Regions from separate parts of the Homo sapiens genome. Here region 2 is linked to region 1. The links are chromatin contacts, found by Hi-C or POLR2A ChIA-PET in ENCODE. All regions are on one chromosome and are shown on one strand. The core of a region is the stretch at or near the end of the contact, and the rest is flanking DNA. Distances in the headings are between cores, read along the strand shown.

Evidence for each region. Hi-C counts contacts between places; a loop is a spot of excess contacts on that map. ChIA-PET counts read pairs that join two places held with the same protein, here RNA polymerase II (POLR2A). Pooled maps may share reads with other maps.
Region 2: a loop to region 1 is called in a pooled map, with 2.2 times the contacts of the local background. The contact joins the promoter of SCAT1 here to the promoter of DNAH17-AS1 in region 1. A Hi-C loop is called at or near these places in 2 of 50 pooled maps. POLR2A ChIA-PET finds 5 or more read pairs at or near these places in 2 of 52 experiments (HCT116 and HepG2).

What each region holds. Positions count from the first base shown.
Region 1 is chr17:78,481,726-78,488,241 of GRCh38, reverse strand. It overlaps DNAH17-AS1 (DNAH17 antisense RNA 1), which reads right to left and starts at 3,332. Exons shown (of 6, transcript NR_102401.1): 1 at 3,080-3,332. It overlaps DNAH17 (dynein axonemal heavy chain 17), which reads left to right. Exons shown (of 81, transcript NM_173628.4): 45 at 1,736-2,018; 46 at 2,109-2,282; 47 at 2,485-2,692; 48 at 3,209-3,374. RefSeq lists a silencer at 3,300-3,529 and enhancers at 3,600-3,649, 3,680-3,819.
Region 2 is chr17:78,629,741-78,636,166 of GRCh38, reverse strand. SCAT1 (S-phase cancer associated transcript 1) reads left to right here and starts at 4,110. Exons shown (of 5, transcript NR_110849.1): 1 at 4,110-4,177; 2 at 5,737-6,135. RefSeq lists an enhancer at 3,775-4,276.

The DNA.
Region 1 (6,516 bases), core at 2,083-4,582:
ACCAGAGGTGAGAAAGTCGGCCTGTCTCGCAAGCATGTGTCTCTCCTGGGGCCTGTGCTACGCATATCAGAGACAGCACACACACCGACCCGCACTCAGTGACTCCTACCAAGGCAGCATCACAAATTTTTGACACAAACATCTTCAAAGTAGAAGGCAGAAAGCAGCAGCCTCTGCGTAGATTTGCAAATCAATCTCCCCTACTGAAGACCAACTGGACTTGGAATTCAGTTCTTAGTTGCGACAGGCATGGAGACACCCTGATTCGCTTAGGGACATAGAAAGGTTTACTCTATTACGCTGGATAATACAGGGTGCTATGCGGCAAAGACGTTCAGCTCTTAATTCTCTCTTGTGATAGAGGTTCAGGAAGAAGCGGAGCTCCCCCAGAGCACACTCACAGAAGAGTGTGTGTCTGGCCAAGCACAGTGCCTCATGTCTGTAATCGCAGCACTTTGGGAAGCTGAGGCGGGCAGATCATCTAAGGTCAGGAGTTCAAGACCAGCCTGGCCAACGTGGCGAAACCCTGTCTCTACTAAAAATATGAAAATTAGCCAGGTGTGATGGTGCACGCCTGTGATCCCAGCTACTTGGAAGGCCGAAACAGGAGAATTGCTTGAACCCAGGAGGCAGAAGTTGCAGTGAGCCGAGATCGCACCCCTGCACTACAGAGCAAGACTCCATCTCAGAAGAAGAAAAAAAATGAGTCTCTGTCTAAAGAGGCACGTCTGCCGGTCAGCGCAGGGCAGGCTGGCTGTGTGTGTTAACAGGAGCTTCCTGCTTAGGCCCTGGGCATCCTGGAAATGATGCACGTGCTGAGCTCACTGGCACTCGAGGGGGCCAGGCACTAGTGATGCTTTCAGCAGATGCTGATTTGGCAACACTTACCCTGGACCAGGCCCCCTTCTCTGAGCTTTAAAAATATCAGCCCATGTAGTCCTTGGAAATGAGGGTCATGGAAACATCACCCCTGTTTACAGATGAGAAACCAGGGACTCAGGCATGTGCAGTAACCTGCCTAAAGCAGCAGCTGGCCATGGTAGAGCTGACTCAAGCCTGGGCAGTCAGGCCCCAGAGTCCACACCCCTCACCGCCGTGGTGGGCCACCTCCACACGAGCCACCCAGAGATGTCTGTGGCCAACAGTCTGGCACGGCTCTTCAAGGATTGCTGGTTGTATTGATTTGTACTCTTACACTGAACATGGCAAATTCAACTCAAACTAACTGAAGCTTAAAAAAAAAAAAAAAAAAAAAGCACCAAGGGGTGCTTCAGGCATGGCTGGATTCAGGAGTCCAGATGATGTAATGAAATGTCCCTGCTCCTATCCTTGTCTCTCCTTTCTGCTCCCTTACTGTCCCCACCTTCGTGCCCCCCACATGACATCATGAGATCTTTCTCCTTTTCTGTTCTGCCCCATCCACCAGCCCTTGGTATGTGCTTCCCGTGTGGTAGCAAGAATGGCTTCCAACTGTTCTAGACCTACAGCACCCCCATAGCTAGCAACCCCAGAGAGGGCACAGCCCCCACGACCCTGGCATCCTCCTCCGACCCTTTCAGGGCCTGCAACTGGCCCCTCTGGCACCCTCGTTTGGACCCATTGCCATGCAGGCATGGTGACCCTGAGGGCAGCCCCAGCAGAATTGGGTGGAGGTAGGGAGGGGCGTTTACCAAGGCAGGGACACTGGCAGACCCAGAGCAGCGGCTGTGTCATCGGCGCCTCCTGTCACCCCCAGGGTGGTGAGCAGCTGGATCGAGAGGCGCAAGGTGCAGTCGGAGAAGGCCAACCTGATGATCCTCTTTGACAAGTACCTGCCCACGTGCCTGGACAAGTTGCGCTTTGGGTTCAAGAAGATCACGCCAGTGCCGGAGATCACGGTGATCCAAACGATTCTGTACCTGCTGGAGTGCCTGCTCACGGAGAAGACCGTGCCCCCCGACTCCCCCAGGGAGCTGTACGAGCTGTACTTCGTGTTCACCTGCTTCTGGGCCTTCGGTGGCGCCATGTTCCAGGACCAGGTGATGCACCTGGGGGGCCCGGCCACCCACACAGGGTCTCTCAGCATCCTGCTTAGCTGGGCCCTGATTTTTACTTCTGTGTCTCAACAGCTTGTGGATTATCGAGTGGAGTTCAGTAAATGGTGGATCAACGAATTCAAGACTATCAAGTTCCCCTCGCAGGGAACGATTTTTGACTACTACATTGATCCTGACACAAAAAAGTTCCTGCCCTGGACAGATAAAGTGCCCTCCTTTGAGCTGGATCCCGATGTCCCACTGCAGGTAACTGTCCCCAAAGCAGGGCCACCGACTGGTGATTTAGAGGCAGGAATCGGTGCAGTACCCTCCACACGCCTGCACGGAATGTCCAAACACAACCGATTTTCAACATTAGGACCTGTTCGGTAGAACATGGCCTGCACACCCACGAGAGGCAGAAGTGTCTGAGAATCACAGCTCCCTCCCCTTCCCTCCCCTGCCCCAGGCCTCTTTGGTCCACACCACGGAAACCATCCGCATCCGCTACTTCATGGACCTGCTCATGGAGAAGTCCTGGCCGGTGATGCTGGTGGGGAACGCGGGGACGGGCAAGTCGGTGCTGATGGGGGACAAGCTGGAAAGCCTGAACACGGACAACTACCTGGTGCAGGCTGTGCCCTTCAACTTCTACACGACCTCAGCCATGCTGCAGGGTGAGGCTGGTCCGGCCACGCCCTGCCTACCCGGCTGCCCCCCGCCAGTCCCCGTTCCCTCCTGTCCCCTCTCACTGCAGGCCCAGGCACTCACTAGCCACTTTGCACCTCCTCACTTCCCATGCCCCACCCGCTGGCCTTTCCTTCCTGAGTCGGAGACAGAGGAGGAGCAGCCGGGACCCCTCTTTCTGGTGCTCCCTTGTGGGCATGGTGATGGGGTTTTGATGGCCAGTCGAGGCAGCAGGTCCCCCGGGAGTGTCTCAGCCAATCTAAGGCGACCCAAAGGTGACGGAGAGCAAGGTTCCTGCCACCCTCGCCTCTGATCGCTCTGTTTATTCCTGGGGCTGTACCCGGTGCCCCCTCAAGGGCCACTCCCAGGGCAGGTACCTTTGGTAAACTTGGATCCCAGCCAGGTCCCACCTTCTGTCCTCCGGGGAAGCAGGTAGCGCCCCTCCCTACCTAACAGGCTCTGGCTCAGGAGGCGCAGGCGGGCAGCTGACCCTCTGCCCTCTCTAGGGGTGCTGGAGAAGCCGCTGGAGAAGAAATCGGGGAGGAACTACGGGCCGCCAGGCACTAAGAAGCTCGTCTACTTCATCGACGACATGAACATGCCCGAGGTGGACAAGTATGGGACGGTGGCCCCGCACACCCTCATCCGGCAGCACATGGACCACCGGCACTGGTTAGACGGGGCGGGGCCGGAGGGGAAGGCGTGGCCCCGGGGCGGTGAGGGCGGGGCCAGGGCGGGGCGCAGGAAGAGGCGGAGCCCCAGGGCAGTAGGGCAGGACTGGTGTGGGGCGGTGGGGGGGGTGCTGCAACGTGGGTAGGGAGACACGGGTCGTAGCTGGGCCCCCAAGTTTGTGGGGCCACAAGGCATTGAGGTAGGGCCAGGGTAGGGGAGAGGTTCTATCAGTTTCGTCCATCACCCATTTCACAAACATGCAGCAGTGGCCTAGAGCCCCCGCGGAGGGGGGGATCCTCCTTCCCCCCTTCCACCGAGGTGTCTGTCCCGCCGGGAGAGGAAGAAGCACATTACCCGGTAAAGGAAGAGCCCTGAGGAAAACCCCCAGTGCAGTCACAGAGGAGCCTCCCAGCTGGGAGCCCCAGCAGAGAGATGCCCCTGGGGAGATGGTGCACAGCTGGAAGCTGGCAGCAGTGTCCTGCTGGCTGTGGGACCTTAGAGGGAGAGCATTCTGGGTGGAGAGATTGCCACGTGTAAATGCCCTGCCACACGTGAAGAAGCCCAGGAAGGCCGGTGTGGCAAGGATGTGAGAGCCAGAGGCAGAGGGTGCCCAGGGCAGCTGCAGCCAGAATCCCAGGGCCTCGGGACAGAGTGCAGATTTTCTCCTAACGGCACCGAGAAACCAAAGGTGGCACGTTTAGGTTTGCAGTTTGGAAAGATGAGAACATTCAGTTCAGTTGTCTTTTTTTTTTTTTTTTTTTTTTTTTTTTTTGAGGAGAAATCTCGCTCTGTCTCTCAGGCTGGAGTGCAATGGCTCGATCTTGGCTTACTGCAACCTCCGCCTCCTGGGTTCAAGGAATTCTCCTTCCTCAGCCTCCTGAGTAGCTGGTAATACAGGTGCCCACCACCACGCCGGCTAATTTTTGTACTTTTAGTAGAGAAGGGGTTTCGCCATGTTGGCCAGGCTGTTCTCGAACTCCTGACCTCAGGTGATCCGCCCGCCTTGGCCTCACAAAGTGCTGGGATTAGAGGTGTGAGCCACCGTGCCCAGCCATAGTTGTCTCTTAAAATAAGCAAGTAGCTCAGGCCAAAAGAGCCTAGAAACTAGTCTGCTCGTTCATGAAGCCTGGCCTCATGCCGAGAAAGGCAGGCATGGGGGGTTAGGTAGTCTACTTGAGGTCATGGTCCTAATGAGTGGCGGAGCTGGGTTATTATTATTATTATTATTATTATTTCCAAGACAGAGTTTCGCTCTTGCTGCCCAGGCTGGAGTCCAATGGCGTGATCTTGGCTCACTGCAACCTCTGCCTCCTGGGTTCCAGCGATTCTCCTGCCTCAGTCTCCCAAGTAGCTGAAATTATAGGTGCCTGCCACCATGCCCACCTAATTTTTGTATTTTTAGTAGAAACGGGGCTTAACTATATTGGCCAGGCAGGTCTCTAACTCCTGACCTCAGGTGATCTGCCCGCCTCGGGCTCCCAAAGTGCTGGGACTACAGGCGTGAGCCACCACGCTCAGCCAGAACTGGATTTTGAGTTCAGATATGTCTGACTCCATCACTTGCCTTTTCCTCACTAAACGACACTCCCAGAGCTCACGACTATAGGAAGCCTACTCTGGGCTGCAGGCTGTGATGTGGGGACGGAGGCATCAGAGGTGGCTCCCTGGGGGAGGTGACAAAGCTGCCACTCTGAGGAGGGAGCCTGGAGAGAGTTTGACATCATTTGAGGAGAACCTAACGTGGTGTGGGGTGGGAGATTTGAGGGTACCCAGACAGGAGAGGAGGACAGGTGCATGCATGAGAGCCCACCCGTTCCTCTCTGCAGGCAGGTCTACTGTGAGGGCTGTGGCGGCTCAGCCTCGGTTTCCCTGCAACTCGCGAGGCCCCTTCCAAGGGTTGCACACGGTCATGTGCCCTTGTAAAATTTGTTTAAGATTTTTGCTTTCTTTTCCTCAAGGAGGAGCCTCCACATTCTTAAGCTTCAGCCCTAGGTCCACATCTGCCCTGGAGTTTACCCTGAAGGATCTTCAGGAGGGGTGGCAGAGTGAGATTTGAGTTTTCAAAAGATCCTTCTAGAATATCAGATTAACATGGCCCCACGACAACAGGGAAGGATGGACTGTTTAGTGGATGTGTCAGGAAAATGCTCACCTGTGGAAGAAAAAGGCAGACAAGGGTGGGGCCCGTGGGAAGGATGGGCCCGCAGGGAAAGGGTGAGCTGTGAGGTGGGCAGAAGCAAACAGGGACAACATCTGTGACCTGAGAAGTGTGCACAGGAGAGGACTGCGCAGGCAAAAGTTTCAGAGGCACACACAGAAGGGCAAAAAATTGATGGCTGTGATTTAAATGAAAGTTAAGGAATTTTGCTCAGTGAGAGACACCATGGACATATATAATGGAGAAATAAAAGAATGGAAGAAAACATTTGCAATGTATAAAATTGACAGTGGATTAATATCTGAAATATACAAGGAATTACTAGAAACTAACAGACGTCAACTTCCAACACACAAAGTGCATAATGGGGGAAAAAAACAAAAGTGCTGGGCGCAGTGGCTCAGGCCTGTAATCTCAACACTTTAGGAGGTGGAGGCAGGAGGATCACTTGAACCCAGGTCATATAGTGAGACCCTGTCTCTACAAAAACTTAGCCGGGCATGGTAGTGTGAGGCTGAGGTTGGGAGGACAGCTTGAGCCCAGGAGATAGAGGCTGCCGTGAGCTGTGTTCACCACTGCACTCCAGCCGGGGTGAGAGAGCAAGACCCTGTCTCGGGGGAAAAAAAAAAAAAAAAAAAAGTAACTAGTGTAGTGTGACATCAAGGAAATTATTCAGCTTATTTTATTTTATTTTTGAAATGAAATCTTGCTCTGTTGCCCAGGCTGGAGTGCAATAGCATGATCTTGGCTCACTGCAGCCTCCACCTCCCAGGTTCAAGCAATTCTCCTGCCTCAGCCTCCCAAGTAGCTGGGATTACAGGTGCCTGCCACCATGCCTGGCTAATTTTTGTATTTTTAGTAGAGATGGGGTTTCACTATGCTAGCCAGGCTGATCTTGATCTCCTGACCTCAAGTGATCTGCCCATCTCAGCCTCCCAAAGTGCTAGGATTACAGGCATGAGCCACTGTGCCTGGCCTATTCAG
Region 2 (6,426 bases), core at 2,861-5,360, 150 kb before region 1:
GCAGAACTTCTTCTATCCCAAACTGAAACTCCACACCCACGAAACACTCACTCCCCATCCGCCCTGCCCCGGCCTCTGGTAATCGCTAATCTACTTTCTGTCTCTACGAATTTGACTCCTCTAGGTGGTCAATTTATACCTCATATAAATGGAATCCGGCAATATTTGGTCTTTCATGTTTGGCTGGTTTTGATTGGCATAATGTCTTCATTTTGTAAACAGCCAGGTTTTTAAGTTTTTGGTTGTGGGCCAGGTGCGGTGGCTCACGCCTGTAATCCCAGCACTTTGGGAGGCTGAGGCGGGTGGATCGCTTGAGGTCAGGAATTCGAGACCAGCCTGGCCAATGTGGTGAAACCGTGTCTCTACTAAAAACACAAAAATTATCCGGGCATGGTGGCTATAACTGTAATCCCAACTACTCGGGAGGCTGAGGCAGGAGAATCCCTTGAACCCGGGAGGTGGAGGCTGCAGTGGGCTGAGGTTGTGCCACTGCACCCCAGCCTAGGTGACAGAGCAAGACTCCATCTCAAAGGAAGTAATATAGACATTCTATTTCTAACTTTTTGTATCAAGTAAGATAGCTATTTAGTTTTATTTTTTCCGAATCATTTCAACACTGTGTATTGTGTAAATCCCCCCATGCTTTCCAATATTATATTTGTCATGTGCTAAATTCTCAGACATACCTGGATCCTTTTTTTTTTTTTTTTTTTGAGACAGAGTCTCACTCCGTCGCCCAGGCTGGAGTGCAGTGGCACGATCTCGGCTCACTGCAAGCTCCATCTCCTGGGTTCACGCCATTCTCCTGCCTCAGCCTCCTGAGTAGCTGGGACTACAGGCGCCCGCCACCACGCCCGGCTAATTTTTTGTATTTTTAGTGGAGACGGGGTTTCACTATGTTAGCCAGGATGGTCTCGACCTCCTGACCTCGTGATGTGCCCACCTCGGCCTCCCAAAGAGCTGGGATTACAGGTGCCCGCCACCACGCCCAGCCTACCTGGGTCTTTTTCTGAACTTCAGTTTTCTTCCACTGATCATTTGTCTATGCTTTGGTCACTGCCATATAGTTTTAATAACAAGAGCTTACTGTACATTTTCTTCTTTGAGGCAGCGTCTTGTTCTGTCTCCCAGGCTGGAGTGCAGCGGCACAATCATAGCTCATTGCAACCTTGAACTCTTGAGTTCATGCAATGCTTCTACCTCAGCCTCCCAAGTAGCTGGGACTATAGGCATGAGCTACTGTGCCCGGCCTGTTTTTATATCTGATAGAGAAAGGTTTCCTGAACATTCTTCTTTTTAAAAATGTTTGGCTAATTTTCTTTCAAGCATTCTTCCAAGTGTACTTTGAAATTCAACTTAAGTTAAAACAAATAAACAGAAAACAACGCAACGTAATTCTGATTGGGTCTGTATTGTATATGGAAGAATTGGCATGTTTTGTATGATTACATTTTTCCTACCCAGGAACACAAAATATCTCTCCTTTTGTTCAGGTACCTTGTCCTCCAGGGAATTACTGCAGTTTTCTACTCCAAGCATTGTTATTTGTTGAGTTTATTTGAAAATTCTTTTTACTTTTAGTAGCTATTTGAAATGGAAAGTTTAAAAGTTTGTGTTTTCTAAATGGTTACTACTGATACATATGTGTAAATACTCATCCGTTTGGTAATTTTTTAGTTACGTAGGCTAGATTTCCTCGTTAATCATGTCATTGGCCAACAGGAACATGTTTATCCCTTCTTCTTCAGCATTTACACCCTCTGGCCCTGGCCTTGGGCATAGGATACAGGACTTCAAGACGGCAGTGCCTCTTCCAGGAAGGCCTCTGGAATTTCATCCCTCAAGATGATAGTGCCTTTGGCTTTTGGTTTCAATATGTACATACATTTTATAACATTAAGCAGGTTTCATTGTTTTTCTGGTTTGCTAAGGATTTCTTTTTTTAGTGAGAACATTTTCTAAATGTTATCAAGTGCCTTTCAGTAGCTATTGAAATGTTACTGAAATGTTCAAATGGTCTCTCACTTTTAGTTTATTCATATAACAATTTATGTGGGTAAATATCTTAATTTGAACCAAACTTATGTTCTGGAATCAAGCCTACTGAGTCATGGGATTTTTTTTTTTTTTTTGAGATGGAGTCTCACTCTGTTGCCCAGGCTGGAGTGCAGTGGCGTGATCTTGGCTCACTGCAAGCTCTGCCTCCTGGGTTCACACCATTCTCCTGCCTCAGCCTCCCAAGTAGCTGGGATTACAGGCACCGCCACCATGCCCAGCTAATTTTTTTGTATTTTTAGTAGAGATGGGGTTTCACTGTGTTAGCCAGGATGGTCTCGATCTCCTGACCTCATGATCCACCTGCCTCAGCCTCCCAAAGTGCTGGGATTACAGGTGTGAGCCACCATACCTGGCCGGGATCACTTTTATTTTTTTAGAGAGAGGGTTTCACCATGTTGCCCAGGCTGGTCTCAAATTCCTGGGCTCAAGCAATCTTCCCACCTTGGCCTCCCAAAATGCTGGGATTACAGGTGTGAGCCACCGCACCCAGCCTCCTAAGGATCATTTTTAATAGGGACAGTTACTGCCCACTTGCTGATGGTTGATTTGGGTTCTTGAATCTCTCATTTCCCGTGAGACATTGATCTCTCATTTTCCTTGACTACTTTGGTCAGTCTTTGCTAGCAAAGCCTTCACTTTTATAAAATAACCTAGGAAAACCTTCACTTTATAAAAATAACCTCTTGCCTGTAATCCCAGCACTTTGGGAGGCCGAGGCGGGAGAATTGCCAGAGGCCAGGAGTTTGAGACTGGCCTGGGCAATATAGTGAGACCCCATCTCTATAAAAAAAAAGATAAAATAATCTCTTCAGGGGTTCTGTAGTAATTTAAATAACATGGAAATTATATATTCATGGAAGGTTTGTCAGAATCGGTAAAATGGTGTTGGCCTGGCGACCTCTGGGGGGAAGGGAGAGGGGGAGAAGTTTGTTTTTGTTTTTGAGACAGTCTCTCTCTGTCGCTCAGGCTGGAGTGCAGTGGCGTGATCTCAGCTCACTGCAACCTCCGTTTCCTGGGTTCAAGTGATTCTCGTGCCTCAGCCTCCCAAGTAGCTGAGATTACAGGTGCCTGCCACCACGCCCTGCTAATTTTTGTATTTTTAGTAGAGACGGGGCTTTGCCATGTTGCCCAGGGTGGTCTCAAACTCCTGGGCTCAAGTGACCTGCCCGCCTTGGCCTCCCCAAGTGCTGGCATTACAGGTGTGAGCCGCCCACCGTGCCCAGCCTGTTTTTGTTTTTTTGATTTTTGTTTTTGGCTCAAACCAGCAGTCCCCAACCTTTTTGGCACCAGGGATGAGTTTTGTGGAAGAAAATTTTTTCCATGGATGGGGGCAGGGGTGGGGGATGGTTTCAGGATGATTCAAGCACATTACATTGATTGTGTACTTTATTATCATTACATTGTAATATATAATGAAATCCTTATACAACTGCGCTATCATGAAGAATCAGTGGGAGCCCTGAGCTTGTTTTCCTGCAACTAGACAGACCCATCTGGGGGTGATGGAGATGGTGACAGGTCATCAGGCATTAGATTCTCATAAGAAGTCCACAACCGCTGGGCGCGGTGGCTCAGGGGCTGGGCTCGGAGGCTCACGCCTGTAATCCCAGCACTTTCGGAGGCCCAGGAGGGCAGATCACGAGGTCAGGAGATCGAGACCATCCTGGCTAACACGGTGAAACCCTGTCTCTACTAAAAATACAAAAAAATTAGCCAGGCATGGTGGTGGGCACCTGTAGTCCCAGCTACTCAGGAGGCTGAGGCAGGAGAATGGCGTGAACCCGGGAGGCGGGGCTTGCAGTGAGCCGAGATTGCGCCACTGCACTCCAGCCTGGGCGACAGAGCGAGACTGTGTCTCAAAAAAAAAAAAAAAAAAAAAAAAAAAAAGCCCACAACCTAGATCCCTCGCATGCGCAGTTTACAATACCGTTCGTGCTCCTCTGAGAATCAAATGCCACCACTGATCTGACAGGAGGCGGAGTTCTGCGGTAACATGAGTGATGAGGAGTGGCTGCAAATACAGATGAAGCTTCGTTTGCTCACTTCCTGTTGTGTGGCCCAGACAGGGCACTGTCTGTGGCCCCAGGGGTTGAGGACCCCTGGCTTTAACAACAGAAAGGTACCATCTTACAGTTCTGGAGGCCAAAGTCTGATATCCAGGTGTCTGCAGGGTTGATCCCTTCTGAGGCTGTGAGCAGGACCCCCTCCAGGCTCTCCTCTGGCCTTTGGTTTCCTTCCTTCCTTCCCTCCCTCCCTCACTCCTTTTCTCTCTCTTTCTTTCCTCCCCTCCCCTCTTCTCCCCTCTTCTCCCCTCCCCTCCCCTCCCGTTCTCCCCTCCCCTCCCCTCTCTTCTCCCTTCCCCTCTTCTCCCCTCCCCTCCCCTCTTCTCTCCTCTTCTCCCCTCCCCTCCCCTCTTCTCTCCTCTTCTCCCCTCCCCTCTTCTCCCCTCTTCTCCCCTCTTCTCTTCTCACTCTTTTGCCCAGGCTGGCGTGGTTTATGTTTGTGGTTTTTCTTTATTTATCTTGCCAGACATTTGCACGTTTTGATGAACTTTTCAAACAGCCAGTTCTTTGCTTTATATTCAATTGTAGACTGAGTTTTCCTGGGGGGTGTTGGAATTGGGGAGGAAGGATCTTTTTTTTTTTTTTTTTTGAGATGGAGTCTCACTCTGTCACCCAGGCTGGAGTCCAGTGGTGTGATCTCCACTCACTGCAACCTCTGCCTCCCAGGTTCAAGTGATTCTCCTGCCTCAGCCTCCTGAGTAGCTGAGATTACAGGCACCTGCCACCACACCCAGCTAATTTTTTGTTTGTTTCTTTGTTTGTTTCTTTGTTTGTTTGTAGAGATGGGATTTCACCATGTTGGTCAGGCTGGTCTTGAACTCCTGACCTCAAATGATCTGCCTGCTTCAACCTCCCAAAGTGCTGGGATTACAGGCATGAGCCACCGTGCCTGGCTGTGATCATTTATCTTGGCTTTTTTCTTAAGTCTTCTTCTGTTTCTGTTCTGCAGTGCATGGTGGCTCGTTTGTGTGAGTTCAACGCTCAGCTGTGCATTGTTTATCTCTTAGAGCAGGTGTGAATTTTCTGTTTTCAACCAGCTATGTGCAAACATGAACTCCTATTTTTATAACTGCTCAGACATTCCTATGACAGGGCCTCATTTCTGCTTGGCAACAAGAAAACTGAATTTAATTTCATTTAATCGGGTAAACAGTTCTGTCGGGTATTTTTCTCTAGCGGAGTCTGGTTGAAAGCTTCATCGCTCACAGAGAACATTCCAGCATTAGTGTCATGGCCTCTGGCCGGTGCAAGGGTTTCTCGGAGCCCAGGTGGCTCCCTGCGGGGAGGAGAATTCGACGCTCTGTCCCCTTCCTCTGCCAGGGACCCACTTACTAGTCTCCGGGGCTGCTGTAATAGAGGAACACAAACTGGGTGGCATCAAACAACATCACATTTCTCACAGTTCTGGAGGCCAAACTGCAACATCAAGATATTAACAGATAATGACCTGCTCCCTCTGCAGGCTGTAGGGGAAGAGCCTCCCTTGTCTTTCCCGGCTTCCAGGGCTGCTGGCCATCCTGGGCGTCCTTTGGCTTGTGGCTGCCTGGCTGCCATCCCTGCACCCGTTGTCGCTTGACCTTCCGTTCATGTGCCTCTGTTCTCTCTCCTTATACAGACCCCAGTTACTGGATTGGGATCCACCCTCACTCAATATGGCCTCAGCTTAATGAAAGACATCTGCAGAGACCCTATTTCTACTAAAAGCCACATTCTGAGACTTCTCGTGGGCGTGAGTTTTTGAGAGACACTGTTCTGCTCCATGCAGGGAGGGAATTGGGATCTGAAGACGTTGCATTCGAGGTCTCGGGGCTCCTGATGAGCAGCCTCGGCCTGACCTGGGGCAGGTGTGATGTCTGCGGCTCACCATCTCCACCCTGCCTGCTGTGGAATCTCCACAACGACAGGTGCTTTGGAGGCCAGAGTGCATGCGTACGGGCCCTGCACACGCTGAATGTCACTGGGAACAAGGACACACCCCGCTTCCAGGAGAAGATAGAACATGTCGACCCCTTTTGTGAGTACAATTTTTTGAAGTCTCCAAAGCAATGGGACTGCCCCGGGGAAGATGGAGGCTGTGAAGGGAGTGTTGACCCCAGTGGGAGGTGAACGGAACGGGATATGCGGGCGCTCGGGGTGGAAGAACGACGTAGGCGGTCAGTGGTCGGTGGGCCATGCCCACATCCGGGCTAGATGTCACTATGGTGCTGTTCTGTTTCCACACAGCCAGACAATGCACAAAATAGGCCATCTGGGCCATCTGGGGCGAACATCCAGCCTGGAGGCCCTCGAACAAGCCCACTGAGGG